3 separate regions of the Homo sapiens genome follow, and regions 1 and 2 are each linked to region 3. The links are chromatin contacts, found by Hi-C or POLR2A ChIA-PET in ENCODE. All regions are on one chromosome and are shown on one strand. Each heading gives the region's core, a stretch centred on a gene start or an enhancer-like site at or near the end of the contact. The rest is flanking DNA. Distances are from core to core; before and after follow the strand shown. Region 1 holds the start of ODC1 (ornithine decarboxylase 1). Region 2 holds the start of ADAM17 (ADAM metallopeptidase domain 17). Region 3 holds the start of RNASEH1-DT (RNASEH1 divergent transcript).

Region 1 (4,258 bases), core at 1,726-4,225, 6.9 Mb after region 3:
TCATGCCCCGGATATGAACCACTCACTGGCCTGGTCATCCTAATTATTACTAGGCATAAGGTACATGATTCCATAAACCTTGGCAGTATAAGGACACAACAAAAAATACCAGGTTTTTCCAAGGCAGCACACTAAGCATTTCAAATATTTGTACCAAAAAAATCTAGCATGCAAGTTTCAGAAGCTTATCTGCACTTAGCTCACTGATATGGAAAAAAGTCTTATAATGGTCTGATTTATTTCAGAGCAGTTTCAGTTCCTTAGAAACTTAAAATAGCATTATAGACTTTTTTATTTTTTTTGAGACAGAGTCTCACGCTGTCACCCAGGCTGGAGTGCAGCGGTGCAATCTTGGCTCACTGCAACCTCTGCCTCCCGGGTTCAAGCGATTCTCCTGCCTCAGCCTCCCCAGCAGCTGGGATTACAGGCGCCTGCCACCATGCCCGGCTAATTTTTGTGTTTTTAGTAGAGACAGGATTTCACCACGTTGTCCAGGTGGGTCTCAAACTCCTGACCCCAGGTGATCCACCCGCCTCGGTCTTCCAAAGTGCTGGGATTACATTATAGCCTTTATACACAGCCATACAAACATTTCCTACTTCCACTAAGTCTTAGAATGATTTTTACTGACCAACAGGCATCATGGAAATGTCTGGAGCATTTGAGATTTTACGAGTTAATTTTCATGTATTAGCTGGGTATATACTTCTTAAAAACTGTAATCTTCAAGTCAACTTATCACATTGTATTACAGTTGCTGTTACCTGATCAGAATTCAGTATTTTTTTTTTTTTTTTTTGAGACAGAGTTTTACTCTTGTTGCCCAGGCTGGAGTGCAATGGCATGATCTCGGCTCACCTCAACCTCCGCCTCCTGGGTTCAAGCGATTCTCCTGCCTCAGTCTCCCGAGTAGCTGGGATTACCGGCATGTGCCACCACACCCGGGGCCTGGCTAATTTTATATTTTTAGTGGAGATGGCGTTTCTCCATGTTAGTCAGGCTGGTCTCCAACTCCCGACCTCAGGTGATCCGCCTGCCTCAGCCTCCCAAAGTGTTGGGATTACAGGCGTGAGCCACCACGCCCGGCTAGAACTCAGTATTCTTAAACCAGCGTTGCCTACCAAGTTTAGCAATTCCGGGAATGCCAACTGTCCTTACAGTCACTCTCGTATTTGCTTAGCTATGAGAATAATTTGGGGCTAACTTCACCAAAAAAGAAAAACAAGCAAGAACATCACTCTAGTAACAATAAAAGCCACTGTATTTTGCTTTCATCAAATGTGGCACCTTGTGAACCAGCTTTCTTAAAATTATTTATTTTAACCTTTAAAAATTTCTGCCAGGTAGAGCTTTCTTCTTTTCCACTGTGCAACCCACTTCAGTGCCAGCAGCCTACGGGCACAGAGGCCAGGCAATGGTTCGGGGACACAGTTTGCTCTGGCATGGGGTACTATGACAGGCCCAGGGTGACGGGCCTGTCATAAATCCAAACCCATGCATAGAATTTGCTTTAAAGCTCTATCTATTGTGACTGCTTGGCATTGTCAACCTCCGAAGTTGCCTAAATCACCCCTCGGAGAAGGGAAGAGAGTAACAACGCTAGCAAAACCATTTTTGTTACAGACATGGTTATATATTTTTGTTTATATGAAGAATATTTACAATTTAATAATAAATAGGCTCATGCAGTCTCGGACTGGGTCATTTGAGGCCTTATTAAATATTTTTAAGGCAATGTTCAGGCCTAAACTTGGAAAGTTTTGATTTCTTTTTAATACGCCAATACTTTTTTGCTTTTCTGTATCTTTTAAGGCGTTACTTAAGTAACTTACTTGAATATATTTTACTGAAGAACACCTTTCGGTCTTTCTGTAACAGCTAAGTTATTTAAAATGGTCAATCAATTAGCACAAGAGGATAATGTTAGAAGAGATAGGGGCTAATTCAAACAAACTTTGAAAAAAATTTCACAAATCAATTAAAGTCTGCCCAATTTTATGTTTAAACAAAGTCAGCCAACACATTCTTTGTCCTCCCCAGACATTCCTGAGAGGTTCTGCCTTCTACACTTTCACCAATTATTTCGACTTCGCAAACAGCACAATCAGCCTTTTCTGCAAACCTTAGGGCTGTCTCCCCTGTGTATGTCCGTTCATCTAAGCCAAGCTTTTCCGAAATCACCGAGTCATTCACAGTCCTTAAATAAACACCTCTAAGTCATGGCCGAGCATCTAATATCACAGCTACTACAGCAAGACTATCTTAGCTCTACCCACTCTCGCGGGTTTCCAAATTGGTGTCATCTGCTCTGTAGACACAGCGAAAATAAAAACTGGAAGGAAACTGAAGGCGCCAAGGCCGGGGCCCGCTCGTCTGTACCAAGGCGAGCCCGGGCTCTGCGCCCCTGCACCTGCTGCGCGGCCGCCAGGGCCTCCCCAACGGCTCCCCGGCCAGCGCGCGGCCGCCGAAGGGTTGGGAAAGAGGCCGGCGCGGGGCCGCAGGGTCTCCGGGTGGGTCTCCCCTAGGCCCCTCCAGCCCCGAGCTGTGAAGACGGGGGCAGAACGAGGCGCCCGGATCACCCTTATCCAGCCGCGGGAGAACCCCGGGCCGGGAGGAAGCGGCGCCTCAAGGTCGTGGCCCGCTCGGCGACCACGTGTCTCCGCAGGCCGGCGAGGCGCGCCGCACACGTGCCCGGGGCCCGGGGCCCGCAGCCCGCCCCGGCTCCCGCCCTCGCTCCCTCCCTTCCTCCGCGGCCGGGGAGTCCCTCACCTCAGAGCGCCCAGGCGCCGCAGGCCAGCCCCATGGGGAAGCGCAGACGCCGGAGCCTGAGTCGCAGCCGCAGGAGCGCTCGGCCGCCCCCGCCGCGCCCGTCAGCGCCTGGCTCCCGCCCGCCGGAGACGCCGGCCCGAGGTGGCGCCGGAGCTGCTGGCAGAGGGGCGGCGGGCGGCGGCGGCGGCGGCTACAGGAGGGACTGACAAAGCCCCACGGCACGCCGCTCCCTACTTATAGCACCGGCGGGTCGCCATGGAGACGCACCAGCTCAAACCAGCCACGATCGGTTCCGGCCGGGACACCGCCGGGGGAGGGGCGGGGGCCCGGCGGTGGCCAACCCGGGCCCGCGCGGAGCTGGTGGGGCGCCGGCGGGCCGACGTCAGCCGAGCCGAGCACCGCCTGCCCCACGCGTGGCCCCCGCCCCCGGCTTCGCGCCCCGCCCTCCCCGCCCTGCGGCCGCCTCTCCCCGCCCTCCCCGCCCTGCGGCCGCCTCGCCCCGCCCCGCCCTGCGGCGGTCTCGCCCGCCTGGAACTGGTCCGCGCACGCGCACGACGCCGCAGGCCCCGGCCCCGGCCCGCGGCAGCTGAACGGCAGAGCCTGTAGCTGCACAGCTGTGCTTCCACCTGGCGTTCAGTACCTCGTGCCCGAGAGCGGAAAAGGGAAATCGCGAGCGGAGGACCGATGTGCTGGCCACGTGGGCCCCGCCGGGCCGACTCCGGACCCTGCTGCCGCCCATTCCTCCGGTGCAAGGGACCTGGAAGTGATCCCGGTGCCGCTCTGCTCCCACCAGCTAGGGAGCAGAGGCGCGGGAGGGAAGGGGCGTCCCGGGGGTCGCCAGCACGCTGCGGGCAGGGCTGGCAGCCGCCTCCACGCCCCCGCGCTGGAAGCCTCGTCTTTGTAACATCGAGGTATCCTGTAACTAGATGGGTCCTGGCCTGCGGAGGTAGTTTCCCCTGTGAAGCCAGGGACTCAGCCAGGAGCGTGAGGGGACCCGGATCCTGAGTCTCCAAGCCGCCCACTACCCTCTGCTTTACCGGATGGAACTCATCAGTAACTAGGTATCTTTAAGGGCGGCTCCCTGGCGCGCTCTGAGAGTTACGGAAGTCCCAAAATGCTTTGACCGAAAACGTCTAAACAGTGAATACATAAAGCAAAAAGCCGCGTGGGAAATTCGAGTCCCTAGGAGCGCCCAGGGGACGCCTCTGGAGGTGGACTGCCACTCACTCCAGGCCACGCTGGAATGCCCGCACCAGGGAGGCACTGCACTTGAATTGGGGACACTTTTTTTTTTTTTTTTCATTTTTACCTTTCATTCCCTTTTGGACAATCCAGACAGGATATGTCTCTCCCTAGGGTGGGGATTTCGACTCCTTAGGGTGGGAGTACAGCCGATGAAGAGTTAAGGAGAGGAGTGGGTAGATCTAGATCTAGCCTTGGGTGGGTGGGGGCGGGGTTGGAGGAGCTCAGAGCACTGGCCCAGCGCTGC
Region 2 (4,225 bases), core at 1,651-4,150, 6.0 Mb after region 3:
GTAGTATTTGTAGGACAATAAACATAAAAAATAAATAATAAAGCATGTTTTTCAACTATGAAACTATTTGCTAGTCTTGACCAACTCAATCTAATGGTAAGGTTAAGTAACAAATTATATTGTAAGCTGTCAAACAAACTGAAAAAAAAAGTCATTCTTCAAAAGAAAAATACCCACAAGGCCTATGTTCATCATTGACAACTGACAGCATCTTCCTGAGACTCATTTTCCTCCTCCTTTATTTGAAAACTAGACTTGATCTCTAAGATTCATTTGGTGATAACACTTGCTATAACGTACTCTAGCACTCTCCTCTATGCTGTTTTAGAAGTGTCCTAAATGAATGTCTATTTCCCTATGCTATAACCATTTGAAGATGGATATCGTCTGATCTTTGTATTTCCAATGCCACGTATAATACTTGTGTGTCCTTCAAATATTTCGTTTAAAAAAAAAAAAAGAGGCCGGGCCTGGTGGCTCAAGCCTTTAATCCCAGCACTTTGGGAGGCCGAGGTGTGCTGATCACCTGAGGTCAGGAGTTCGAGACCAGCCTGAATAACATGGAGAAACCCCATCTCTACTAAAAATACAAAAAATTAGCCGGACGTGGTGGCACATGCCTGTAATCCCAGCTACTTGGGAGGCTGAGGCAGGAGAATTGCTTGAACCCGGGAGGCGGAGGTTGTGGTGAGCTGAGATGACGCCATTGCACTCCAGCCTGGGCAACAAGAGCAAAACACTGCCTCAAAAAAAAAAAAAAAGAAAGAAAAAGAAAAGAAAAGAAAAAAGAAAAGTCTATGCATTCTTCTGGCACAGGTGGTCTGCATTTTGCAAATAAAAAACAAACACATGGGCCAGGAGCGGTGGTTCATGCCTGTAATCCCAGCACTTAGGGAGGCCCAGGTGGGCGGATCACGAGGTCAAGAGTTCTAGACCAGCCTGGCCAACATGGTGAAACCCCGTCTCTACTAGGAATACAAAAATTAGCTGGGCGTGGTGGCACATGCCTGTAATCCCAGCTACTCAGGAGGCTAAGGCAGGTGAACTGCTTGAACCCCGGGAGGCGGAGGTTGCAGTGAGCTGAGATCGCGCCACTGCACTCCAGCCTGGGCAACAGAGCAAGACTCTGTCTTGGAAAAAAAAAATGGTCTAAAAAACCTTACGATCTGCAAATGTTATGAATTGATCTAGAAAGTAATGTTTCTCTTTAAACTGTATGCTTCCTTGGGACTCATGCTTATTTTTACCTACGAACAACAGATTAATAACATAAGTGAAACAGTTGTGTCAGGGTGGTGCAAATATAATTTTAATATCTCAAAATACATATTTATTCTTTTTACTAACATTTATCCTTAAAATGAAGACCCTTACCCTATCCCTCCATCCTAACCACAATCCTACCTCAAAATGTCCTTCAATTTGTACTGACTTACCACTTCTCAGCACTTCCTAACAAGATCCCTTGCCTTTCATTAGTCACTTGTAATCCATTTCAATCGGAAAGAATCATAAGACAGCTGTTCAAGTGATAACACTCTCAACACCTTTAGTATCCATACCAATCCATTACAATTTCTGTCCACTAAATATAAAGAAAAAAAATACTACACATGGTATCATGGTGAAATTTGGGAACCAGTACAACCATGCAAGCCTACAATTTCACACACTGGGAAAACATTATTTCACACTTTATTACTAATTAAAGTATCTTACACGTCAATTTTTGAAAGATAAAAGGATTTTAAAATACACTAAAAGTTCACGCAAACTTACTTCCACCAAAGTTCAGATCCCTTAATGCATCTCCATCCTTAAAATCCAATCTCTCTGGAAAATCTAATGAAATAGGAACCCTCTACTTTCTAGCCTCTAAATTCATCAAACTCGTCACTCTTGATAATTTCTTTGTTTAAAAGTGCAAGGAAAGCATTCATAGTGGCAGCATCACGAGTTGGCTTACCAGGTTTCCGCCTCCCCCCATCTCCCAAGCACCTCCAATAAGCTACAATTGAAATAACCAAGAACGTGCTTAGGATGTTCGCAAAAACACAACTCTTAAGACTCCAACTCCAGTCTCCGCCTCCCAACGAGATTACTGCATAAGTACCTCCTACAGCAGAAATTCTAGTTCCCTCCTTCGAGGACCAGGAAGAATTCTGGAGCTTTGGGCCCTTCCTTTCTGGCTCTGGTAGGAACACACAACACTAGATTTGTTCCCTACTAAGGCAAGAACCCTGACCACATCTCCCTCTCCAAACAAGATCCAGCCACCCTACTCCTTACCGCTTTCCCAACACCCTCCCCGAACACAAAGCTAGGGAGCAAACCCCTCTCAGGCGCTCAGTCACTACATGGAGCCCGTCCAGTAGCCCTTTCCCACTCAGAGACAGGCCCATCTCCTTTATTCTTTCCCCAAACTCCGAGAGCCACACCCCCTTCTACACTGAAAACTTAGGGACGCGCCACCATCGCCAATACCCCGCCCCCAAACACCTGATAGACCCAGCTCCCCTGCTCTTCCCTCAAACGAGCGCTCCAGGCGCCGGCCTAAGCCAACTCCCCTGGGTCTTTACCGAGTCTCTGGTGGGGGCCGAAGCCCGGGTCATCCGGAGGTCGCGGCGCCAGCACGAAAGGAACCACGCTGGTCAGGAATAGGAGAGACTGCCTCATGTTCCCGGCCCCGCTACCGACTCCACCTCTCTGGGCAGCCTTCGCCTGACGGGGTTTCGGAAAACTGCTCACATCGGGGGAGGACGGGATCCGCCCGGCCTAGCCCCTCAATCCTCTTTTCCCTCCCGCGCCGCCTACTGGGAAGATTCTACCGCCAGGCTCGACGCCCCCAGAAGTGCAGGTGGCGTTACCAAAGGCCGGCTCAGCCAGCTTCCGGCCGCCGCTGTCCCCCGCACCACCCACAGCCGGAAGCCGGCTGCCGCGCGGCATCCCGGGAGGCTCCGCTTGCCCCGCCCCACGCCGGTGCGCCGCGGGCCTCTGGTCCGCTGCCGTGTTCGGCCCCGCCCGTCACGTCTAGCTGGGGCTCGCCCGGCGCCTTCCTGGACGCAGACGTATGAGTCCCAACTCCACCCAGTCCGGCCTGGCCTCTGTCCCCGGGTGACCGCGGAATGGGGGGGCGGGAGCTAGCGAGCAGGCCCTCAAGCGCGTCTGGCCGCCTCCTTTGTCTTGATGCCCACGTCTGGTTAGGACCCCTGCTGTCCATTTTATTAAAGGAGCTGTAGAAAGCGGCCTGGGGCCCAGCGACCTGCCCAGGGCGGACGAGGAGGCGCGACTGGCCCGATGCCGCAGGCTCTCTGCCCAGTGTGCTCAGGTGGGAGGGCGGGGACATGAATCGAGCCACAGAGTGCCCTGGGCACGGACCCCCCGCCCCCCCCGGCCCCGGGCCCCGAGCCCCGAGCCCCGAGCCCGGCCACCGAAGCCCGTGCCACTCGCCAGCTCCTGCGAGACGAGCCTTTCGAGCGCAGCTCAGGCATTTGGTTCAGGGTCCTACTGCCGGAGTCGTCTGAGGCCTCCATCCGTCTGTCGTCACGAAAAAGGTTTTGGGGGGACTAATAAGCACTTCCTGAATGCACATTTGCTCCACGCCCCTGCTGTAGGGAGAGGGTCTGCAGACACTTCAACAAATAGAATCCTAGGACCTTACCTGTGAGTACAAGAGCTGGAATCTTCCCACCAACTTCTTAAAATTCAATCCTATACTTGGTCCATTTAGCTTAGACTGGAAATTTCCCAAGGCAGTTTGTTTTGCAATCTTTTGCATGATTTTAGCTCTGTATAGTTTAGTGAATGTTTATGGTACTGAATAAAACAGTCTAAAAACGTTGGGTACATGTTGCTGTTTTATTTAGTTCAACCAAAGTTTATAAAAGTAGGACATAATACGTTTTCCACTTAAGAGTGAGACAGCCTTTATTATGAAACGGTAAATTGTTAGGAATACTAGTCCTATTCAAGTTTCAAGGCTTATTCCTAATAAAATACTCAAACTGTGGTTAAAATTTATGTTAATGGTGGTTTGCCGCAGTAAAATATCAGCGTCTTTTTCAACAATACATTGTTGGCTAAAATTAACCGGACCTGGTCTGTACATCTGAAGTATAAAATATCTTTATTAAACATACCCATTAGTGGCATACCTAGTCAAAAAGTAAGCAGAATTTCACATGCAAATTGTATACAATCTGTAAAAATTGTATTCCATAAGAAT
Region 3 (4,379 bases), core at 929-3,428:
CTGTTCTCAATAAAAAGGCAACACCACAAAGGGGCATGCCATGGAAAGAACCACACTCATTCCTGTAAACTGTAGCCCATCCAGTCCAATAACTATGTAAGTTTTTTTTTTTTTTTTTTGACGAGTCTTGCCCTGTCACCCAGGCTGGAGTGCAGTGGTGCAATCTCGGCTCACTGTAGCCTCCACTTCTCGGGCTCAAGCAATTCTCCCACCTCAGCCTCCCGAGTAGCTGGGATTACAGGTGTGCGCCACCATGCCCAGCTAATTTTTGTATTTTAGTAGAGATGGAGTTTCATCATGTTGGCCAGGCTGGACAAGTATTTTTTTAAAAAAAGACAAGGAATTATGGCATAAAAGGCTGAATGGAACAGGAGAGCTGAGTCCTGGCTTATCCCTAATACTGTAAGTAATATGAACCACTATTTGTAACTGCTTTCAGTCTGTTCCCTAATTTGTAAAATGAAAACAATCACACGAGGTTCCCTACATGCCTAGAGGGTAGCTATATAGATCAAATGCCATCTGGCATATGAAAGCCTTTGAATAGGTTAAAATGTCACACTGATATGAGAGGTGACTACCTTCTGAAACTTCCGGGCTTGCAGATTTCCTGACAAAGGCCCAGGCCTCATCCTCTGTGGCAAACTTCTTAAATCTGGCAGCAGGAAACCGGTCCACCTGTGCTCTGCACTCATTCCTGGAAAAGATGTGCAATGTTATTTCCTTCTTCCTTCTCTAACTTATCCCCTTTTTTATTGAGATTCTTAAGGTTGGAAATACAGTTGTCCCTTGGTATCTGAGGGAGACTGATTCCAGGAAGTCCTCCACCCCATCACAGATACCAACATCAGAGGATGCTTAAGTCCTTTGCATAAAATGGTGTATTTGCAAATAACCCACACACATCTTCTTGCATGCTTTAAATCATCTCTAGTTTATAATACCTAATACAATCTATATAGTTGTATTGTCTTTTTATGCGTATTTTAAAACTGTATTCTATTTTAATTTTTTCCAAATATTTTTGATCTATGGTTAGCTGAAACTGAGGATGCAAACTGGATATAGAGGACCAATTTTTGCGTGAAAAGGGCAGAGTCGCACCTTATAGTTTTATCCTGCACGTCAGACTCTACACCTGTGTTCTACTGTATGCCAGCCAGCCAGCACACCAGCACCATAAGGCTTTCGTCAAACTCAAAGCATAACAAAATACTGCGGTCTTTGAAAAAAATATTAACCATTTCTTTACAACAAAAAGGTCAACTTCTGAGATGCTTCTTCCTCAATACTGTAGCTGCCGTGCATGGGGAAACACAGGTAACGAACTTTGGTATCTTGTAGTGGGAAGAGTTCTGGTGGTACAGTCAGAACAGCTGGGCTCAAGTCCTTTCTCTGTCAGTTACATGCCCTGGGAACTTCCTGACCCCAAGAACTATACCTGAAAGTGAGAATAATCCCTCTCACCTCCAAGGGTTGTTACAAGGATCCAACTGCAAATACTGGCTTATTAGAATTTGCCTTTTTTAAAAGGGAAGATTAGGTACTGAGTTCCAATCCCAATTTAGCTGGTACGGAAAGTCTTCTGGTAACGGGGGTTCGTTCTGATTACGTGTCACTTTTTGTTGCACTTTAACTGCAACAAAGATGGAGGATTAAACACAGGGTTTATTAGGCCACCCCTAACCTTTACGCGACGTTTCTGATATTTCAAACAAGTCTTCGGTGCGTTCCAGTCCCAGGCCATGAGCCTCCTGGAACCCCGCCGGCCGAGCAGGAAAACGAGGCGGTCCCCCGACCACCCACAGCCACAGCGCGCGGCACAGACTCGGACCGCCAGGCTCCCGCCGCCGGGGTTAGCCGGGCTCCGGCCTCCCTCGACCCCGATGCCGGCAGGGAGGCGCCTCGGCGGGCGGGCCACTCACCAGGTCAGAAAGACCCCGGTCTTGCGGCCCCTCCTCACGGCATAGAACATCCCGAACCCGCGAGAGCCGCGGCGGCAGGGCAAGGCGGCCAAGGCGACTCTGTGGGCCAGGAACAGAAGCCAGCTCATCGCTCACTCCCGGCACCGGGAAGCATTTCGACTCCCGGCCCAGCGTGGGCGCGAGCCGCCGGCGCTCAACACCGCACTTCCGTCACCGGCGCGGGAAGATGACGCACGTCTGGGCGGAGTCCTGATGAGGGCCGGGGCCTAGGGAGGGGCGGTGTCGTAGGGCGGAGCCCGGAGCTCGGCCCCTGACGAGCCCGAACTCGTCAACTTCCTGTCGGTACTTGAAGAAGCGGAGCCAGGGCTGAGATCCCGAAGGCGGGCGAGGTCTGGGATGGGGCGGGGCCTATGGGAGCGGGGCTGAAGCCCTGGGCCCGGCAGAGGAAGGTCGAGATGGACCATGTTGGGCCCCTTCTCTCCCCGCCCCCAGGCCGCAGTTCGGGGGCCACGCCCCGGCGTGCTCGGGTCACCGCGGGAAGCCCTTGAACCCCCTGGCGCCCGGCACCCACGTGCGGTAACCGCGGCTCCTCGAGAGCTCCAGGGATGCGGATCTACAGTAAGGGCTGTGGCCAGATGAATGAATGCACATTTTTTAGTGGGCAGAAAGATGTTAGAATTCATGAATTAGAATAAGCACAAAGGAGGGCGAGAGGGGAGGCCGTGGAAGCCGCATTCCTCCCCTTGCCTTGGGCGCCCACCCCCGAAGGGGCGCGTCCCCTCCCTGCTCCACTGCACGTGGGTGTTTAACCAGGGGATATCCAGTGCCTCAAGCACCACGACCCGGGAGAAAACTGAGTTGAGAAGGTAACTTTTAGAATTCTCCCCATTTGACCTTTTGCTCTGTAAGCAAATCAAGTAATTTTAAAAGTGTTCATGGGTTGGAGGGGCGTGGTGGCTTACGCCTGTAATCTCAGCACTTTGGGAGGCCAAGGCGGGTGGATCACCAGGTCAGGAGATCGAGACCATCCTGGCCAATATGATGAAACCCTGTCTCTACTAAAAATACAAAAATTAGCCGGGCGTGGTCGCCTGCGCCTGTAATCCCAGCTACTCAGGAGGCTGAAGCAGGAGAGGCGCTCGAACTCGAGAGGTGGAGGTTGCATCTGGGCGACAGAGCGTGATTCCGTCTCAAAAAAAAAAAAAAAGTCTCCATTGGCAAACATTGTTATTCGAATTATTTTTAAACCACTTTTCTTTAATTTTCTTAAGGTCTTCTAACAAGCCTTTTGCACACCTGCCATGTATTTTGTCAGGCCTTGGGGATGAAGGTGAGAAATTCGAGAATCCCCGGAGATAACACATCAGCAAATAGTGCGCAGGCAGAACAAGCTGTTGGAGGTGAGAGACACAGAGCAGAGAAGCACCCGCACCTGGAGAGTCAGGAGGGCCTCACATCAGAACGCCTGAGCAAATACAGTTTTGAAGGATACTAATTTTTTAAAAAGTTCATTCACATGAGTTAGACAAAGAGAAAGAAGCAGGACATTCTAGGAAGAAGGAACGGCCCAGGCAAAAGCGACGCGTACATTGGCGTGGTAAGTTGTGTTCCTCTGTGAAATCGAAGAACATCTTTTTTTTTTTTTTTTTTTTTTTTTAAACAGAGTCTTGCTGTGTCGCCCAGGCTGGAGTGCAGTGGCACGATGCACGATTGGGGCTCACTGCAACCTCCACCTCCCGGGTTCAAGCATTTCTCCTGCCTCAGCCTCCCAAGTAGCTGGGATTACAGGCGCCCGCCATCACGCCTGGCTAATTTTTATGTATTTTTAGTAGAAACAGAGTTTCACCATGTTGGCCCGGCTGGTTGCGAACTCCTGACCTCAAGTGATCCGCCTGCCTCAGCCTCCCAAAGTGCTAGGATTACAGGCATTAGCCACTGTGCCTGGCCAAAGAACATCAATTTTAAACATTTCAGCTTTCCTAATTTTAATTTAAATTGGCCATAGCTTTCATTCCTCATTCCTACCTATTGCACTTCAAGACGGATTCTTATTTTAAAATAAAAAGACACACACAGCTGTCCCTAAAGTCCATTTATGACTGATCATCCTACCCTTGTGTAGATATCTGAGGAAGCCCAGAGATGCCCGGGAAGGCTCTCAGGATGACCTGACAGCTGCCCCCACCTCGTCAGCATATCTGAGGGTTGACCTACCAAGGGCTTGCTTTTCTGTGCCCACTGGCTGGTCCTGTATCACAAGGACTCATCTTCCCTGAGAAGTCCTAGGTTGGAATTACCTGAGGACGCTTGCAGGATCATCCACATGACTTTCCACAGTGCCAAAACCCTCTCTCTTCCTTCTTCCTTCCTTCCTTCCTTCCTTCCTTCCTTCCTTCCTTCCTTCCTTCTTCTTTCCTTCTTTCGTCTTTTCTTCCTTTGTTCTCTTTTCTTTCT

Evidence for each region. Hi-C counts contacts between places; a loop is a spot of excess contacts on that map. ChIA-PET counts read pairs that join two places held with the same protein, here RNA polymerase II (POLR2A). Pooled maps may share reads with other maps.
Region 1: a loop to region 3 is called in a pooled map, with 18 times the contacts of the local background. The contact joins the promoter of ODC1 here to the promoter of RNASEH1-DT in region 3. A Hi-C loop is called at or near these places in 5 of 50 pooled maps.
Region 2: a map with no recorded cell type shows a loop between it and region 3 (12-fold over the local background). The contact joins the promoter of ADAM17 here to the promoter of RNASEH1-DT in region 3. A Hi-C loop is called at or near these places in 1 of 37 single-sample maps with no recorded cell type and 7 of 50 pooled maps. POLR2A ChIA-PET finds 5 or more read pairs at or near these places in 1 of 52 experiments (B cell).

Annotation. Positions count from the first base shown.
Region 1 is chr2:10,445,352-10,449,609 of GRCh38, forward strand. ODC1 (ornithine decarboxylase 1) reads right to left here and starts at 2,976. Exons shown (of 12, transcript NM_002539.3): 1 at 2,770-2,976. SNORA80B (small nucleolar RNA, H/ACA box 80B) reads right to left here and starts at 1,498; the gene lies at 1,363-1,498. RefSeq lists silencers at 913-1,142, 2,367-3,846 and an enhancer at 2,157-2,246.
Region 2 is chr2:9,552,930-9,557,154 of GRCh38, forward strand. ADAM17 (ADAM metallopeptidase domain 17) reads right to left here and starts at 2,901. Exons shown (of 19, transcript NM_003183.6): 1 at 2,580-2,901. The coding sequence starts at 2,676. RefSeq lists silencers at 1,911-2,205, 2,820-3,109, 3,340-3,559, 3,531-3,825.
Region 3 is chr2:3,556,208-3,560,586 of GRCh38, forward strand. RNASEH1-DT (RNASEH1 divergent transcript) reads left to right here and starts at 2,179. Exons shown (of 3, transcript NR_038429.1): 1 at 2,179-2,791; 2 at 3,241-3,522. RNASEH1 (ribonuclease H1) reads right to left here and starts at 2,126. Exons shown (of 8, transcript NM_002936.6): 1 at 1,926-2,126; 2 at 582-697. The coding sequence starts at 2,053. RefSeq lists silencers at 1,788-1,887, 2,258-2,577 and enhancers at 1,978-2,227, 3,892-4,379.